2 separate regions of the Homo sapiens genome follow, and region 2 is linked to region 1. A link is an interaction called in ENCODE POLR2A ChIA-PET data of the cell type or tissue named here. Cell type or tissue: HepG2. All regions are shown on one strand. Each heading gives the region's core, and the rest is flanking DNA. Links, peaks and the distances in the headings are about the cores only. Region 1 overlaps RNF32-DT (RNF32 divergent transcript). Region 2 overlaps SHH (sonic hedgehog signaling molecule).

What was found. Peaks named below come from ENCODE experiments on the same cell type or tissue, not always from the same donor. Only the 100,000 strongest peaks of a DNase experiment are listed, where the experiment ranks them.
Region 2: POLR2A ChIA-PET joins it to region 1 with 17 read pairs; 2 of 35 experiments call an interaction of 5 or more read pairs at or near these places.

The regions. Positions count from the first base shown.
Region 1 is chr7:156,610,314-156,620,642 of GRCh38, reverse strand. The region is part of intron 1 of RNF32-DT (RNF32 divergent transcript); the gene reads left to right. Among named protein-coding and RNA genes, the nearest start is that of RNF32-DT, 25 kb to the left of the region's middle. RefSeq lists enhancers at 1-492, 493-1,182, 7,303-7,422, 7,533-7,702 and a silencer at 822-1,022. In HepG2, for the core only: a CTCF peak has its summit at 5,001; DNase peaks (open chromatin) are centred at 3,542, 4,172, 4,982 and 5,712; H3K4me3 peaks cover 3,100 bases.
Region 2 is chr7:155,803,476-155,811,884 of GRCh38, reverse strand. It overlaps SHH (sonic hedgehog signaling molecule), which reads left to right. Exons shown (of 3, transcript NM_000193.4): 1 at 1-62; 2 at 5,328-5,589; 3 at 8,159-8,409. Among named protein-coding and RNA genes, the nearest start is that of SHH, 4.8 kb to the left of the region's middle. RefSeq lists enhancers at 4,781-5,749, 5,750-6,719 and a silencer at 6,626-6,805. In HepG2, for the core only: no CTCF peak of the experiment used is centred there; DNase peaks (open chromatin) are centred at 2,212, 2,714 and 3,714; H3K4me3 peaks cover 3,001 bases; H3K27me3 peaks cover 1,565 bases.

The DNA of each region.
Region 1 (10,329 bases), core at 1,399-9,398:
AAATGACAAGACTGATGGCCAGGAGCTTCAGAAGAGAAAAGACTTGCATACTGAAGGATTAAGGAAGGCTTCAGGAATGCATTGAAGAGCCTCTTGATCATCTGCAACACAATGGAAGTCAAAGTTGAATGAATACCACAATGCAGTTTTTCAGTCTGGCACATATTAACCATGCTTATGCCCTGTGACCCATCCATTTGGCTCCTATGTCTGTTGTAGCTTGTAGTATTGTCAGAGGCGTGTGAACCAGAGCAACTCCATCTTAAACAGGAGCTGGGTAAAACGAGGCTGAAACCTACTGGGCTGCATTCCCAGACAGTTAAGGCATTCTAAGTCACAGGATGAGATAGGAGGTCAGCACAAAATACGGGTCATAAAGACCTTGCTGATAAAACAGGTTGCAGTGAAGGAGCCGGCCAAAACCCACCAAAACCAAAATGGCCACGAGAGTGGCCTCTGGTCGTCCTCACTGCTAGGTTCCCACCAGCGCCATGACAATTTACAAATGCCATGGCAACGTCAGGAAGTTACCCTATATGGTTTAAAAAGGGAGGCATGAATAATCCACCCCTTGTTTAGCATGTCATCAAGAAATAACCATAAAAATGGGCAACTCGCAGCCCTCAGGGCTGCTCTGTCTATGGAGTAGCCATTCTTCATTCCTTTACTTTCTTAATAAACTTGCTTTCACTTTGCACTGTGGACTCACCCTGAATTCTTTCTTGCGCAAGATCCAAGAACCCTCTCTTGGGGTCCAGATCGGGACCACTTTCCTGTAACAGTAATGGCCCCAGTTCTCTACCCGCTTTTGGTTGTGGAGGCAAGGACCAGCCAAAGGAGAACAAACAGGCTGTTTATTTACAGCTTGTGATAACAAGGAATTCAGCTCCACCACCTGCATTCAGCAGGGGCTCAGAGGTGGAGAGCAGGAAAGCTGTAGAGTGAAGAAAGGAAAACTTCTAGGGTGTCCTGATTGGAGGTTGCCAGTGTGGGGGTGGCTCATGCAAAGTGAGCATCGCATGCCAGTGGTTTGGCGAACATATTTGGCTTTCTCTAGTTAGTCCTAATTTGGAAGCAGGGGCAAAATATACAGAAACTGGGTGTCGTGGACCTGGAAGGAAACTGAGGCACAGCTTAAGCCACAAAGAATTTTTCTGAGCCACATTTGAGTGACTGTAGCCCAGGAAATGCTTCCCAGTTACCTTGGGAAGTGCTTCAGAGGACAAGGGAGGATTCCAAGCTTTTAAAGAAAAAAGGATGAATCAGGAGAGGGGGCAATTGCAAAAGTCGTTTTTCAACTCTTACAATGGGTTTGATTGCAGTCAAAGCAGCCCTGGAGCTGAGGGTTGGGTGTAACTGTAAGAAGCGCCCTTGGAGAGGGAGAGGGCCACCACAACAGATGCCTTGGCTCACCCCCGCTCAGCCAGGGGGTTGTAGTCTGGGATTGAACATTCTCCACTTAAGCCGCCAGAGGCTCAAGCCCAAGTGGCCTCCCAGCTCCAGCCTAGGCCCCTTGACTAACATGTCGCAGGCTTCCCTGGTCAGGCTGTTCACCAGGTCCCAGGGTTCCCGGCCAGTCGGTCCAGAGAGCCTGGCCTTCCTTCCCCAGCTGCTGCTGCGGAGGCCGTGGTAAGCGCTATGCTGTCACACTTGGCCTGGCCTCTGGCTCTCATCCGTTTGTGTGCTGTCTCTTGATGCTTCCAGGCTTGTGTTATTAGGGAGTGTTTCAGTAACCCTGTACTCCAACCCTGCTCACCCCCAGACTCTGGTTTCAGATATTCAGCTTCACTGGATTTACGAGTGGGCCTGCAGGCTGGCGGTCCTGGCCGGGCTGAGCAGAAGCTTGTTTTGAGCTTGTTTTGGTCTCACTGATGACTTACCGTATGGACAGGCAATCTGCTGAAGAAGAAACCCAAAGCAGCTAACGTTCAAACGGAGCCGCAGGCTGCTGGCTAACCTGGCCTGGGCCGGGGCAACTCAGCCGTGGTGCCCCAAAGCTCTTCATCCTCCAGCTACCCAGCTCAGCTGTGTTTCTCCATGAGAAAGGACGGGAAGCCTGTGTGCACGCCCGCTGTGGGCCTTGGCCGGCGTGTTTGCTAACATGCCAGCCGTCGAAGCAGGACACATGGCTGAGCCCAGGTCTCCAGGGGGAGGGACCGCACAGCTGCCCGGCAGAGTGCACACAGGGGTCTCCACCGCACTCTACCCAGTGACTTTGTGATTTTCCGGGTGTCGCCACATGATTTGCTTTGTTCAGGAAAGTGAAAATGGTTGGATATCAAGAGAAAACTGCTTCTTGGATGGTTTGACAATTGCCATGTATGAAACACAGCATTACTACTTTTATTTATTTATTTATTTATTTATTTATTTATTTATTTATTTATTTATAAGAGACAGGGTCTTGCTCTGTCCCCCAGGCTGGAGTGCAGTGGCACCATCATAGCTCACTTCAGGCTCAATCTCCTGGCCTCCAGCCATCCTCCCACCTCAGCCTCCTGAGTAGCTGGGACTACAGGCACAAGTCACCATGCCCAGCTAATTTTATTTTATTTTATTTTTTGGTAGAGGCGGAGGTCTCACTATGCTGCTGGAGCTGGTCGTGAACTCTTGGCCTCAAGTGATCCTCCCACCTCAGCCTTCCAAGTCGCTGGGATGACAGGTGTGAACCACTGCATTTGGCCTGTTACTGCTTTTTAAACGAGATCTTAGTCCATGAGTCCAGAATTTATGAATTCATAGATAGAATATTTAAAACGAGGCCACTGGACTGCTTTTCTGCAGTTCACATATCTGTTTTATTTTCACAGTGCAGAGATAATTTGGAAGTAAATGTTTTTGTGGAAATTTTAAGTGTCATGGGTGGCTCTTCCATTCGTATAGTATTTAAGGATTTATTTTCAACATCCACAGGAAAACATTTATTCCTTTAATTAGGACTGGACTCAGTTTCCCAGTTAGGAGCCATTAAGTAGTAACAGTCTTGCTGGTGGGTTCCATTTCCCCCATATTTAAAGCCTGTGTAGTAACTGTCACTCTTTATTACTCTTAAAATGAATCATAAAGGAATGGAGTTTAGACTGTATTTAAGTTCAGCAGGTGTGCGCTTCTAGACTCCCGTGTGCGCTGCGTGCACAGAAACGGGTGCAGCCCAGCCTGGGGGAGACACCACAGCTGTGCCCGTCCTGCCACGACTGCCCTGAGATGCGCCCTTGCCTGGAGACCATCAAATCATCCAAGAAGCAGTTTTCTCTTGATATCCACTAAGACAAATGTTCTGCCCAAAACCTTTACCTCGTGTACACTTTATTAATGGAAAAAGTAGTTTTATGCAAGTAGAAATACTAAAAGAAACAGAAATAAACGGATAATACACGCAAGTATCACTTCCCTCTGTTTCTGAAATTGTTCTGTTTTATTGTAACTCTCTCCGTGGTTTGGTCGTGGCATATTTTAATGAATGCTTTTATTCGCGTCTTTTCCTGCGTCAGTCCCGGCATGGCCAGTGGGGATCCGTGTTTATTCCTTGAACTAGGACTTACTATTCCGCGCCCTTTTATGAAAGCGCTGGGCCAGGAACACAGTTCCAGGTTCACCCGGCTGAGCGCGCTGCCCTTGCGGAGGCCGCGGGTTAGCGGGAGGGGGGCGCAGATGCGGGGTGCGGGGGTGACGCCCGGCTGGGGAGGGGGACACGGAAGCCAAGAAGACTCGCGGGAAAGGCGGGTGGAGAGGGCAGAGACCCGAACCCAGAGCGCTGCGCTGCAGGGAGGGGACGGGCCGCGGGCAGGAGCGGGGCGCGGGGCGCGGGAGGCGGCAGGGACCGGGCTGGAGCCCGGGCGCAGGGGCGCGGGGTCGGGGCGAGGAGGGGCGCGGGGCAGGAGGGCGCGGCGGGGGAGAGCGCGGGGGACGCGAGGTCTGGGGGCGCACGGGGTCGGGGAGAGCGCGGGGCGGAGCTCCTTGGAGAAAGTGGTTCCAGCGGGGAAAGGGGAGTTTTGGACTCTGCGTGTGACGGTGACTTTTCTGCAGGGTTTTTGCCCCCACCCGTCACCGCAGAGGCCTGCAGCTGTAGCGGAGCGGAGCAGGGCGGCCGGGGCCTTCCCTTCTGCCGCCGCCAACGTCCCGGGTGCTGGGCCCCGCGGCCAGCGCCAACGCAGGAAAGACCGGGGCGCCAACGCCGCTTTGCTGGTTCCCTCCTGGGTTCTGTGATGATACATTCAGCCCAGCGTTTTTGCTGACCCTAAACCGGCCCACTCCCAAATTGTGGTTCTGGAGGATCCCGGGTCGCGGGCGCTGACACGTGCGGGTGGAGCCCGCTGAGACTGTGGAGGGGTGACGGCTGGCCACAGTTGAACTTTCAGGTTCTGGCGGGACGTCTGAATCCAAACATATAGGGGTGTGTGTGTGTGTGTGTGTGTGTGTGTATATAAAGTGCATATGTGTGTGTGTGTATATATATAGTGCATGTGTGTGTGTGTGTGTGTGTATATATATATATATAAAGTGCATATATGTATATACTTTTTATAAGTGGAAAACACAGTTCTCCTGGGATCCAAAATATTGTTTTCCTGTTTTCTTAACTGTTTGTCCTCACCACGCGGCCCAGTACCCACCCGGAGTGGGCAGCCGAAGGATGTTGTGGAATTCATAATATCCGGTGGTAGAAGTACATTAAACTACTTTGTAACAGGTGAAATAACAGGAGGGTTTCTCCCGGATTCAGGAAGGGTTCTGAAAGAAAAGGTGAAGGCATCCGTTTTTAAGTGTTAGAGTAACTCATTCATTGGAAGGAACTGTTCCCATACAGTTTGGGTTTTACAAGTAAAAGGACAGGTGCAGAGCTCGGCTCTGTCACTGGGTGCGTATGGTCTTGGGCAACTTATTGCACTTATTTTGAGCTTCAGTCCCTCATTTGGAAAATGAGAGTGATAATATCCGCCTCGGGGGATTGTGGAGGGATTAAATTAGGTAACCTGTGAGACCCTTTGCCAGGGCCTAGTGGGCAGCAGTGCTCAGGAAACGCAGTGTCCTTTGTTCTTTGGCCCAGACTATGGCCGATGAGACGTACCACCTGGGTCTAATGAGTGATTATGTGGCAACTTTATTCAATGCCATTCCTTATTAATGGGCACCTTGTGGCAAAAGTTAACATGGGAAAGAAATAGGCTGTTGTAGAATTGTTAAATAATATTGAAACCTTCTTTTGATACAGTCTGGTTGGGTACAGATATACCACAGAAAAATTGTTTTTAAACTAAGAAAATAGAGACAAATGAACATTTTTTATTTGAATATAGACCATTCCATTTAAGTTTTGCAGAGTTTAAATTTAGCAAGTTGAAACCACAGGTTTTTGAACAATGGCAATTTCAGAACTTCTGGTATGTGAGTTTTGTGTCTTTTCCTCATTATTTAAAGCTCCTCATTCTTTGAGAGTGTAGTAAAGTTCTATCATTTCAGACATCAGAATTAGCATTGAAAACATGGGATTCTTTATCTGGATTGATGAAAGTAATTTATTGTTTGCTGTGTCAAACACAGCATGCTATTTGTCACATTGTGGTTTGTGTATCTTTCTAGAAGCTTTCAACTTTGATCTGAGGCAAAGTACACTCAGTAGCACAGATGACAGAGCTAAAAAAAAAAAAAAGCCAGTGATGTGCATTGTCACTCAGAGACTCTAAATCAACAAGCATGGAGACGCGGAGTAAAAAGCCACCTGACTTTAAAGAGGCTTGTACGTTCTTGTGAGAGAGCAGACCTCTGCCTTTCTCGGGGGAGACAAAGGTGTAGAGCGATTTATGAGTTAAAGATCGGGTTCACTGTGTGCAACCCAAAGGCACCTCCTCAAGGCCAGAGCCTGGTCCTGGCCTGCAGCCTTAGGTAAACACTCGCATTTAAAAGACCGCGCAGAGCCGGGACTCCGTGCACATAAAGGCGGCTTTCTTCAACTGTCATCAGAGTGGATTTTAGAACGTGCTTTTAATACTTACAAGGTTGATGTTTGCCTTTTAAAAAATGCTATTTGAGATCGTTTCTTATTTAACTTTCACCTTGGCGTGCCTTTTACCTGATTCGTGGCAGCGTTAAGGAAACTCACCTTGTTGTGAGATCAGACAAAGATTTAGAGCAGTGTCGCACAGTGTGACCTTTTAGAAGTCAAGGCTCCACCAAATCCTTGTTTAAACACCGTAAAAACTGGATGAAAAGCAACAACATATAATCTTAATCTGAACATTTGGTCTCAGATTCTTTTTATTGCGCTTGGGTTGATTATTCTGTGAGATAAATTAATCGTGTCCCAGGATAGCTGTGTACTTCCATTTCCTTTCTGATTTTTAACAGACAATGGCCCAGATCAATAAAACGGCAAAATAAAGAGGTTTGGAATGAGGAACATTGTTGCATACCTAAGTCTGTACTCTTCTAGAGAATGATTCTCAAAAGAAATTCAGCTATGCTGTTAAATCTGCATTTGCAGAGTTAATTATTAGTAGGAATTTTAAACTTGTATATTAAAATGATCATTAATAGCTGCAGAATAATGCATGGTCCAGATGCAACAATTTATTCAAGCATTCCTTTAGTTATTGGCATTCTCTGTTTTGTGTTTTGTAGTAAGAATATTCCTGTCCATTTATATTTATGTACCTGGTGTATTTTAATTCAAGTATATTGAGCTAAAAAACACATACCCCTTTAAAATTTTACAATTCTATGAATTTTAGCAAGTGCAGACTGTCTTGTAACCACCATGGAAATCACAATGAAAAACATACCCATCATCACGAGTTTCCTGGTGCCCATGTGCAGCCAGCACCTCCCATCACGCCCAGGTGGGACTGGCTAGTTGTAGGAAAACAAGCTCAGGGTTCCCACGGATTCTACCTTACAGTGAGTGGTATGATTATTCCATTATATATTACAATGTAATAATAATGGAAATAAAGTGCACAAATGTGATGTGCTCAAATCAACCCAAAACCATCCCCATCCTAGGTCCATGGAAAAATTGTATTCCACGAAACTGGTCTCTGGTGCCAGAAAGACTGGGATCTGTTCTAAGCCTTCTCCGATGAAGTTGCCCTTTGGTAAGCTTTCCCGCGTAACACAAATTTATCCATACTCCGTGTCCACCGAAGAAGTCTATCCACATAGTTCCTGCAGAGACTGCCCTGTTATCAGTTTTCCAGCTGTATTCCTTCCAAGTCCTGGGCCATCCATTCATACTGATGGCTCCTGCTGTCTTGGGCCATATTCTCTTTGGGGCAAAATGAACAGCCAGGTGCTTTTCTGGGAGTTCTGCCCACTGCAAATACTTCCCTCAACACTGTCCTTCAGAGCCGTCTCTCCATTTCTGGGCAGATGTAGCATGTATTGTGCACAATCATCTGTAAATGAGGCCTGAACCTTTGATTTCTCAGTCAGCGGGTGGAGGGTGCTCGTCACCGGGCTGCAGGCCTGCTTGAGAGAGGATGTGACTGGCAGAGTGGCGCCACGGGGATCTGAGCCACGCGCCCATGTGGCTTGTGCTTTAGAATCATCTTGGGTGGAGCCAATATTCACCACTTCAACTCAAGGACAGAAAGCTGCTGTGGCTTTGTGGTCGGAAAACACCCAGCTCATGGTGAAGCGTAAGAGAGGAGGAGAAATGGGGCAAACTCTCTCTGCCTCCCTGCAAAAAAGAAATCTGAAGTTTTAAAGAATATCTCCAAATCAGATATAGGAGGATTCTATTGATAAATTAAAATGAACAGACACTCTCTCAAGTAAGCAATAAGCTGTGTTTCTTGTCGTATAGATCTTACCTCAGGAATTTTAAAGCTTATCTATTGCTTGCATCCAAGGTTCTCTTTACCTTTACCAGGTAAAGGTGTCTTTGTTTGTGCTGCTACAATAGCATACCTGAGACTGGGTACTTTACAAAGAATGGAAATTAATTTGCCCACAGTTCTGGAGGCTGGAAGTCCAAGGTCAAGGTGCTGGCATCTGGTGTGGGCCTTCTTGCTGTGTTCTCAGTGATTCTGATGCAGCTAAAGCTGGAGGACCACTGGCAGAAGGCAAGAGAGAGCCGGCTCCCTCCAGCAAGCCCCTTTACAAGGGCATTTAGTCTCATGGCCTAATCGCCTCTTAAAGACCCACTTCTTAATACCATCCCATTGGCAACACCTGGATTTTGGAAGGAGCATGTTCAAACCACAGCATGGTTTTCTATGTGATTTTGGTTGTATACAGCATGGCTGTATCATGCTAGGCAGAAATATGACCTTGTTATTGTCTTTATTTGGAGATTAAATCGGGTTTAAGGAGATGTGTATGGGTACCAAAGTGACAAGGGGGGAAGCTTGGGATGGTGGATTTTGGATGTCAAGGTGACAGGGTATTAAGGGATGCCCAAATAGCTGGCAAAGCACCATTTATTCTTATGCTTCAGTGGGCATTGGGCATGGCCCTCTTCTACTGTAAGGGAAATCCAGTTGGCCTGGTGTTTGATTAGAATGATTGTGCTGCCCCAGGAGTGTCTGTGAGGGAGTTTCCGGAGGAGTTTGGTGTGTCAGTCAGTGGACTGAGTGGGGAAGAACTGCCCTCAATGTGGATGGCATCCTCCAATTGGCTGGGGGGTCCTGGATGGAGCACAAATGCAGAGGAAGGGTGGATTCTGGCCCCTTCTCCCAGAGCCAGGATGCCCTTTGTCTCCTGCCATTGGACACTGGAACTCCAGGCTTTATGGCATTTGGACTCAGGGACTCACACCAGCCCCCTGTGCATGACCCTCTCTGGTACTGGGGCCTTCTGCCTCACACTGAGAGTTATAGCACCGGCTTCCCTGGTTCTGAGGCCTTCGGATGTGGTCTAAGCCGCGCTGCCAGCTTCCTGGGGTCTCCAGCATGCAGACGGCCTGCTGTGGGCCTCCCCAGCTTCCATAATCAAGTGAGCCAATTTCCTGATGAATCCCTTTCCTCCAGCTCCTATGAACCACGTCGGTTCTGTCTTGAGAAGCCTGGCTGAAACGCTAGGCGTTGCAACACTAAAGATGGTCTCTATTTCCTTCTTTAAATCACACACACAAAGTTCAGTGACAGGCTGTGTGTAAAAGGCCAGATTCCACAGGCATTCCCACACAACAGGCTTTAGTGACTCCTAGGGCATTCGCTCAGCAAAAGTTAACACTGGGCACTTACTCTGTCCCATTCCCTGTGCTGGGCAGTGGGGGACAGCAGCAGGCAGGAAACTGAGGTCCCTGCTCTGTGGAGCTTATAATTTAGTGTAAGGCGGGGCTAAGACTCACCCCAAGAAATCAGTGAGCAGACCACAGTGCACAGGCCCCACTCCAGGCCATTAGATAGCTCAGCTGACTCGGGAGGAACAGCATCTCCAGGGGGCTTTCTGACTCTGTCTTGGTCAACAGTTAATCCATGACTGAGGCAGAGCATTAAAGAATGTCCAGTACGTCTGGGAATGACACAAAGCTCGGAGAAACAGCAAATGCCTCATCTATCACTCATGATTGAATAGAGAAGTTGCCGGGAACTGATGTTTAACCTTGGGCTGTACATTGGAATCACCTGGGAGCTTGAAAAGCGTCCCAGTGCAGTCCGATGCTTTGGGGAGCAGGCCCTGGCTGGTGCTTCTCAGCAGTGTCTTCATCTTCCGTCTCCACTGGGCTCTGGCCACGCTTTCTCCACGGCAGTCCTCAGACTTCGTTCTCACAGCAGCAGCAGCAACTGGGAACTTGTTAGACATTCAGATTCTCGGGCCCCACTCCAGACTCACTGAATCAGAAACTCTGGGAAGGAGAGCCAGAAATCCATGCTTTAATGAACTCAGGTGACTCTGATGCAGCTAAAAGCTGGAGAGCCACGTTCCAGGAATACCCTTTCCCCAGGTAGTTCTCATCTTGCAAGACTTGGCTCACACGCGCTCCCTTGCAAGACATCCCAGCACCTGTAACTCCCTGTCCACACAGGCAAGTCGTCCTAACACGTCAGATAGGAAATCGTGATGGTGGCTTTGTGCCTGTGTCTCTGCTAGACCTTGAATTTCCTAAGGGAAGGGATTTTTTTTCCTATTCATCTCTTCATACTCTGGAGCCAAAAGTAGTACCTGAAACCTATTGGGAACTTCAAAGTAGTCTTTCTCTTCTTAGCCAGCGACAAAAGAAGAAAGTTCTGGCTGCCGTGCTGGGCCTCTGACCAGCTGCCCGTTCTTGCTCCAGGGCCTCCTGCCCTCTGGCTCCTGCTTGCTGCCGGCTCCTCCACTTTTCTTCCTGAATTCGGAAACAGAAGTGGGGCTAAGTAGCTCCCCAGCAAGGCGCACACCAGGTGCTCG
Region 2 (8,409 bases), core at 410-8,409, 810 kb after region 1:
ACAACCCCGACATCATATTTAAGGATGAAGAAAACACCGGAGCGGACAGGCTGATGACTCAGGTAGGAACCCAGCGCCGGGGCGTGGAATGTGTGGCTTTCCAGGGGGTTACGAGAAGCCGAACACTTCCAGACTTAACTCTGTTTGCTCTTCGGGCAGATAGGAAGGTGATTTCACCCGCTCCTTCCCCACCCACCTGCCCGCCCCCCATCTCTTCCTCTTCCTGGAGGAGAATGGAGGTCAAGGGTCCAGCTGGAGAAGTTTAGGGTGTGGTGGGGGTGAGGACGGTAACAGACGTGGTTCATTATGGCCCTGATTTGATGAGTCTTGCTACAATGGCCTTCCCCATCCTACCTCTGCCCTGGCTTGTAACTTGGGGAGACCTTCACTTTGGGGGCGTCGGCCCTTTCCAAGTCAGGAGTGGAAATGGAAGGAGAGGCTGGGAATCCCCCTCCCACAAACATGAAGTGGTCTCCTGGTACTGTACGAACGAACGAACGTAGCCTTGGGCATTGGAGCTCAGAGCCCCCACGTTTCCCGTTGCCTCTGTGGTTTTCTTTCCCACCACTACCCCCACCCTGCACCTCCCCACCAAAGAATTCTCAACTGGAAAAGCCAGGAGGCGGTTCTGACAAAAGGCAGGGGCTCCAGGGGAGACTCCGCCCGTCCCTGGGTGGCTGGCTGTATCGCAGAGCTGGCTTTGCGATTGCGTGTCCGCAATTGTGCCCATCAGAGTGTGAATGTATTGATATTTCTTTAAGGATGCTCTTTCGTTCTTCCAAGCCCGAGGTACCTTAGGGGAGGGACTTAGAACTTATTGGCATTGCATCACTTTAGTTTTCAACCTGCTTGCATAAGAATTAAGAGCGAATAAATATTAGTGTGGGGGGAGGGGAAGCTAAGCAAAATATGAATTCCTCTCTCTCTCCCCACCTCCTTTGAGATTTCTGAGCTGCCAATCTCCCAGCCAATTCTAGACTTTCTGAAACTCCATGCACGTATAACTGAAGCCAGAAATGGGTTTCCTTGCAAATATAGGTCAACATCCTTTTTATTGCCCTATTAAAATATTCAAGTCCTACCTTTAGGGCTAGGTGCGTACAGCGGCTGATGGAGTGGCGCTGGTGGGGCGCAAGTGCAGGGGGAGGGTACTGACGGCAGAGAGAGAGGAGCTACCTCCGTGCCGCCCTGCTTCCCGACCCGATTCCCAGGCTTGCTTGAGGCCGAGAAAGGCGAGGGGCAGGCAAGGTAGCCTGCTCCAGCTGTCGGAAGGGAGAGGAATGGGAAATGGTCCTGATTTCCTTGCTCTCCCTCATCTGCTCCCGACCACCTTAAATCTGGACCGCGAGTGTGGACGCGCGCGCCAGTGCCAGACAGCAGCGCGATCCACAATTAACTCTGCACGGGCCATGGGGTGCCCGTTGCGTGCAGCTGGCTGGAGGGAGTTCTCCGGCTAGCCCGAGGCGCCCATCCTCTCGTCACCCTCACTCCCCGCGGAGGAGGGGCCTTGCCAGGGTCCCTCGGAACCCGAGAGGAGGGAGGCACTGCGGAGAGAGCGGCGGGGGCGTGGATACCCGAGGTCCCAGAGCCAGAGTGGGTCAGCTTCTGCCCTGCTCTGCGGGAGGCCAATACCGCAGAAGGGGTCCTGGGCTCGCACACCTTCCCAGGGCTTGGGCCTTGCAGCCCTGCTGCAAAGCTGCAAGCGCACAGAGCCGCGCAGCGAGGCAGACGCCTGCAGCCCCACTTACTCCCGGGTTATCGATCCCCCGCGGCTAGGGTTTCAGTGCGCGAGGGGCTGGGCTGGAGCCGCCGGGCTCTGCTGCTCCACGCGCGGGAGCGCAGGCACCGCAGGAGCTAACAGCAGCGCCGGGCTCGCTGTAGTGTCCCCGGCGGCGGGGGCGCGGAGATGGGGGCGCCCGCGCAGGGGCCGGGGCGCATCGCGGGCTCCGCCGGCCTGCCCTGGGACGCGCCCCCATCCCCAGTCCGCCGCCTGCCTGGCCTCTAGGCCTCCGCGTCCCAGCCGGAGCCCCCAGCCCGGGGGCCTCCCCCCGACCCCCGTCCGCCCTGCCGGGGGACGCAGGGCCCAGCGGCCCCGCGCCCGGCCACTCTCGCCGCCGCGCGCACAGGCAGCATTTGAACTTCTGACCTTCTGTCAACTTCCCTCAGACGAACGAAACGAAAACAAATACTTTTTTCCTTGGGCAGTGGCTATTCCCGTTCCCAACACAAAAGGAGGGGGAAGGACGGCCCAAGTGGGGGTTGGGTGAGGAGAGCCAGGCCGGGATTATCAGGCAGACCCCACAAAGGTCCCCTAAAACCGAGGGGGGTAGGGGCTGGCAGTCTGTGAGGTATCCCCGGTTGATCCCTCCCCTACCTTCCTTCTCCCGATTCCAGGAGTTAAGGGTGGGGGAGGAAGGGATGGGGAAGGCGGAGGCTCGGGTGCTGAGGGCAGGGGCGGGGTGCAGGAGGCGGCAGGGGAGCCCCAGGCCGGCGGGAGGTTTGGGGAGCCTGCTCGGCCGCCCTCATTTTAAATAACCACCTAGGCTCTGCCCCAGGTGCGTGACCCTCTTCTTCTGTCTCCCTCCCTGTCTCTGGGTCTCTAATGTGACTGCCGCCCAAGTCCCTCAACCATGGCGAGATCGTCCCCAGTGGAACTTTCGGAGCAGTTCCGGAACGCAGGAGCTGCCGGTTAATATTAACCCGGGAGAGGAAAGCGCAGACAGACACGCTCTCCCCGCGCGGGCCTAGGTGCCAGGCGAGGGTGCTGGCGGCCAGGGGGCTCCTAAGGGGCAGGAGGCCAGAGGGCCGGATCTGAAGCCTGGAGTGGGGTCCCGAGCCGCTACACTAAATAGATTTAATGTGCGCTCTGGGGCCGCCAGGAAAGACGCTCAGGTATGGGGTTGGGGAGGGGCTGTTCCACCAAGCTTGGGGGAAAGGACAGTGGAGAGAGGTGCGTTTAGGGGCTGGGGCTGTCTTGAAGCTGGGACGCCCCCGCCCCCGCGCTGGGGGAAGCCCACCGGCTGCTGGCGGTGACACTCGCCGGCGCGGCTCGCAGATCAGGGAGGTAGGCGGGAGCTCAGGCGTGGGGAACAACTTGGCCTCCGCCGACACAAAGCCCGGCCCCGGCGGCCCTGCTGGGCTTCACGGTGGCTGCACAGAGTCGGGCTTGATTCGCGGCACACGACCCAATGAATTAATAACCGGCCTGGGCTTCCCGGCTTTGCCTGCGACAATCCCGCCCAGCGCGGGCGGAGGAGAGGCCGCCAGCCGAGGCCGCGCGGAGCCCGGGCCGGAGGAGGGCGCAAGGGGCGGGGGCGCCAACTCCAGCAACCCTCGGCCTCCGCCCCTCACTCGCGCAGCCACCTCCCGTCGCGGCCCGGCTGGACCCGGGTCTCCCTGCCCGGGGTCCTCCATGCCTGCCCAAGTGGCGCAGCTCACAGAGCTGGGGGCCAGGTCATCCTCACCCTGCCGCCCTCTCCCTGGCTGCCCTCCTGGGAAGCTGTTTAAAGCTTCTTCGGCACAGCCCCAGGGGAGGGAGCTGCGGTGGGGTGGGGGGCTTGCATGGGGGTCCCTGTGCGTGTTGGTGGTGTGCGCCTGCGCGCAACGGGCCTCACATCATAGCTCTACACTGACCCTGGTTTACTGATTGATTTTCATGTAAAACGCGTTCAATCCTCAAGATGACCTCACTCAAACTCTGCCCTTCCGACTTTTTTTTTTAACTGCTGGCAGGCCCACAAACATGCAGGCACTGACCTGTTACCAGGGCGGCCCCCAGCCCTACCCCACCCCCAGTTGTTGCATGTTGAACTCTACAACCATATTACTGGGTTTTATTGCTGCCAGATACACAGGACTTTTCCTGTTGCGCAATTTGTCACGTCCCCTTAAAGCGCCGCAGCAGTGGGGCCAGCGTCCTCGCCCCACCCTCTCGAAAGAGTCCCCCCAACCCACGCTACAGTTAGGGCCCTGGATAGAAGCTGTCCCTCCATGGCGACAACCAGACTCCAAGCAGAGCATCCTTCCAGACTGGAGGAGGTTAGAGGTCAGCCCCGCCCTCTGCAGAAGTCACCTTGAAATTGCCCCTCGGCCTCCACTTGGCGCAGCTTCTTGGGGGATGCCACCATCGTCATCTGTGCCAGTTCCCCCTCTTTAAATCCCATGTCCCACCAGCAGCAGCAGGGTAAACATCCAGGAAGCAAGTCAGTGCCCCCACAAACACACACAGTGGATTCAACTGCTTTCTGTCGCATCCTTATCTGAGGGTGACCCCAGAATTCCAGGGGAACCCCCACAATCTGAATCCCAGGTAACCCCGTCTGCATCTGCCTAGTCAGTGTTTCCTGCCTCCTCCCAGGCAACTTCCTGGGAAACTCCCCAGGCGGAGGACTCCGAGACCTCAGGCCTTCCTGTCTCCCCTCCCCCTCCTCTCAAACCCCTCCCCCTCCCTCCACCTCTTCAGTTTGCTCTTCAAACTTGCTGGACGCCATTCTATGCTGGGGCCAAGAACACAAGAGCGGAGGAAGGGAACAGGTTAAAGAAAACAAGAAACACAATCAGACCACAGAAAAGCCAGGCAGAAAAGGGTTCGACGGGCAAAAAGAATGTGGCTGTCCAGATAAAGAATGTCTGTCCCGGCCCCGGCCTGTGCTGCAAGTGGCAACTCACCTAGCCGCCTGCCACCCAGGCTCCCGCCCACCGCGCAGCCCCGCCAGCGGCTTCTCGCCTCCCCTCTGCCTCGGATAGGGTTAGGGCCTGAGGTAAATAAATGCAAGGCCTTCAATTCTCCAAGCAGTGCGCAGTGCATTTTTCTTTATTTCTGGGAACTTGCGCCCAGGTCTCTGTCAGGCCTGCTGTGAGGGATTCTACGCGGGGAGAAGGTGGAGGCTGCGCAGGTGGAGAAAGGGGCCCCAGAAGGGGGGCTAGAAGTGGAGGGCAACGTGGGGGCGGGGCGGGTATCCCAGAGGGTGCCCCTGGAGGGTCCTGTAGTTGATGTCTTAAACATGCAGGTCACTTGTTTCAGAGAAACTTTATTTGCTTCTTAGGCCTCGCTAGGAGCATCGGCTGTTTCAGGACCTGGAGAAAGGCCCCCAGCTCTACCCTGAGAGGACGTGCTCCTCCACGCTCCTCCGCAAATGCTGTCCCTCTTCCCCAGCCCAGGGCCCGGCTCTTCGGTGTGTCTGGGCCATTCCAACCCCCGTCTCCCCACCTCTCCGCATGGCCCTCGCGCCTTGAGACTGGGCAGGGCAGGCTGATGGAGGGGCCGGGAGGGGTGGCGGTTGCCCAGGCTAACGTGTCCGTCGGTGGGGGTCCCCTTGTCTTCGCAGAGGTGTAAGGACAAGTTGAACGCTTTGGCCATCTCGGTGATGAACCAGTGGCCAGGAGTGAAACTGCGGGTGACCGAGGGCTGGGACGAAGATGGCCACCACTCAGAGGAGTCTCTGCACTACGAGGGCCGCGCAGTGGACATCACCACGTCTGACCGCGACCGCAGCAAGTACGGCATGCTGGCCCGCCTGGCGGTGGAGGCCGGCTTCGACTGGGTGTACTACGAGTCCAAGGCACATATCCACTGCTCGGTGAAAGCAGGTAAGCTGGCCCTGGCCCCCCGGATCCGACCCAAGGAAGGCCATTGGCGCACCTCGGCTTGATTCAAGAGAAAAAGAAACCTGGGGGGAGGCTGAGGGCCAGGAGCAGGGTCGCTGGGCGATGACTGCGTTTCCGCGGTGGAACCTGCCCTGTGAGGTGCCGGCCCCTCGAAATCACCCCTACCTTTGAGGCCACAGAGCCCAAGGTTCTCCATGCCCCGAGATGGGGTCCTGTGGCTTCCTGCCCGCTTCTGGAGCCCCCACTGCAGGGGGTGGGAAAGCGTGACTGGGGGAGGGGCGCTAGGCCCTTCCAGGCGAGGGAAGACAGCCCTGCGCGGTTAGCCAGGTCTGGGCGAGCTCCTTCCTCTCGTTTAGGGCTTAAGAACCAACCGCCCCCACCCGCTATCCCAAGCGCAGGGGTGTCTATCCTGCCCCGGAGCCCGCGTCCTGGCTCCTCCCCGCCGGGCGCCCGTGGATCCTAAGCTGCCTTTGGGGAGAGGCCTGGTGGGCGGCAGTAAACCCAGGGGCAACCACCTCCAGCATCTGGAGGCGGCGCGCCCGGAGCCTGCGTTCCTACTGGGAGCCGGGCCGGGACGCCCTGGGCGGCGGGCAGGCCCCGAAACGCCGGCCCGAGTCGGCGCGAGGCTGTCTTCTCTGGGCCTGCAACGCCACACGCTGTTGCCGGCGAGGAACAGCCGTGGAGGAGGCGCCATCGCGCGCACGCAAACCTCCGGCCCGAGGCTGTGTGCACAGCGCTCTTCTCCGCCCGCATAAATTGGCACGTTTAGCAAAGCCGTTCACGGTGAATTTCGGGGAAACTCTGCCTTCCTCAACCCCCTTCCAGGCTTCCCTACTTGTCTCCTAAATTCCATGTTAATGGCACTATGTTAGTAGGAAAACACTGTTAAGGTGTCAAGGCACACTTGTAGGTAAAGGCTAGAGTGGCTTCTCGTCCCCACAGAAAGCAAAGGCGTGGAGCGGGGGCGGCAGGGGCGGGTGTGCGGCCCGGAGAGCTCCCGGCTGCAGGCAGGCAGGAGGCGGCGCCCCCACCTCGCGGGCTCGGCGGCGGCCCCTGGGCCCAGGGCGCCCCCTGCGCAAAACCTCCTCCCCGGCTCCCTGCCCGCGGGGTCCCCCTAGCGGGGGTCTCCGGAGGCCTCCTCCCAAGTGAGCAGCGCTAATCCATCCCCCGGATCGCGCCGGGAGAGCGGAGCCGCGGCGCGGGAGCCGCTCATTGGCATTCTGAGCACACGGGCGGGGGCGCGGGGCGCAGCGTGTCAAGCCGGGCCGTGCGACTCGACGACTCGGGCTCGCCAGCGCCCGGGGTCGCATTCCGGGGGGCTACGGAGGGCCTCCAACGGCCAGCCCCGCACTTCATGCCAGAGAAACCGATGAGAAGATTAAAAGCCCCCTGTAATTCCAGCAGGAAGATTCTTTCTGGCAATCTCTATTTGCAAAAAGCATGATCCCGGAGATTGGAATGCAAAGAAGACGGCCCTCCCCGCCCTCCTCCCCGGCCCCCTGCGCTCCGCCCCAACTTCAATTATTGTCCTGGGGACAGTGAGCCTCAGAGAGCGACAGAGGGCTCGAGAAAGCGGGTAGTCAAGGGGCCTTGAGACCCGGCGCTTCCAGCGCTCCGAACAGGCCCCGCCATTTAAAATTCAAATACACATCTTGAGTGCTTGGAAGAGAGGCCTGGCTGTGCAAATAGTGCTTGTGAATTGCACACGGGGTGGGGGGGGGTTGCACCTGAGCAAATAGGGAGGGGGAGGCCCGCGAGCTGGGGAGAGAGTGAGCTGAGAACAGGGAGGGGAGAAAATGGAAGTGTCCCCTTCCAAGAGTGTCTCCTGTTTATCCCAGAAATCACAATGACAATGCTGGGCCCTTTATTGGATTTTAATTAGAAAATCCACACAAGCCTCGGATTTTCACACCTCGGCCAATCTCTGGAATGTTTGTCCAGTTGCTACAACTACTGCAGCTATTTTTCACTCCCCGCCCCCGCCCCTCCGCAGGCCCACGCCGAGGCGCGGCAGGGTGCTGCGGGCAGGCGGGCAGGCGGGCAGGCGGGCCAGGGGTTTCCGCCGCGCAGCCCGGGTGCTGAGTGCGCGAGCAGGCGCCGCGCCCCGCGCCGGGGCGGGAGGGAAGGAGGGTGCGCCCGGCGCCCGCGGGAGCTCAAGGAGGCTTCCTGAGGAATCCAAGTGCAGAGCAAACACCCTCTGGATGGATTCGCGGCGAGGCCGGGTGTGTGCGGAGCTGGGGGTGGGGTTGGAGGAAGGCGGAAGGAAAGAGTGTCACCGGCCTCTGCAGGAAACGCCAGCCAACCTCTGTGACCGCCAGCCCAGACTTAGAGAGTCGTTAAGGAATGTGTCGGAATCCTGTCCCTGGGGCAGTGGGGTTGGGGGAGGGAGGTGTGTGCGGGACCCGCCTGGAATCAATCGCCCCGCCCCGCGCCTTGCGCACCCCTGGCCTAGGAGCGCGGGCACCAAGCGTGCGCCCTCCTCCCCGAGACGCGCCTCCCTCTCGGAACTCAATGCCCTGTCCTCTCTTCTTTCCCTTCTCCTCACCCGCAGAGAACTCGGTGGCGGCCAAATCGGGAGGCTGCTTCCCGGGCTCGGCCACGGTGCACCTGGAGCAGGGCGGCACCAAGCTGGTGAAGGACCTGAGCCCCGGGGACCGCGTGCTGGCGGCGGACGACCAGGGCCGGCTGCTCTACAGCGACTTCCTCACTTTCCTGGACCGCGACGACGGCGCCAAGAAGGTCTTCTACGTGATCGAGACGCGGGAGCCGCGCGAGCGCCTGCTGCTCACCGCCGCGCACCTG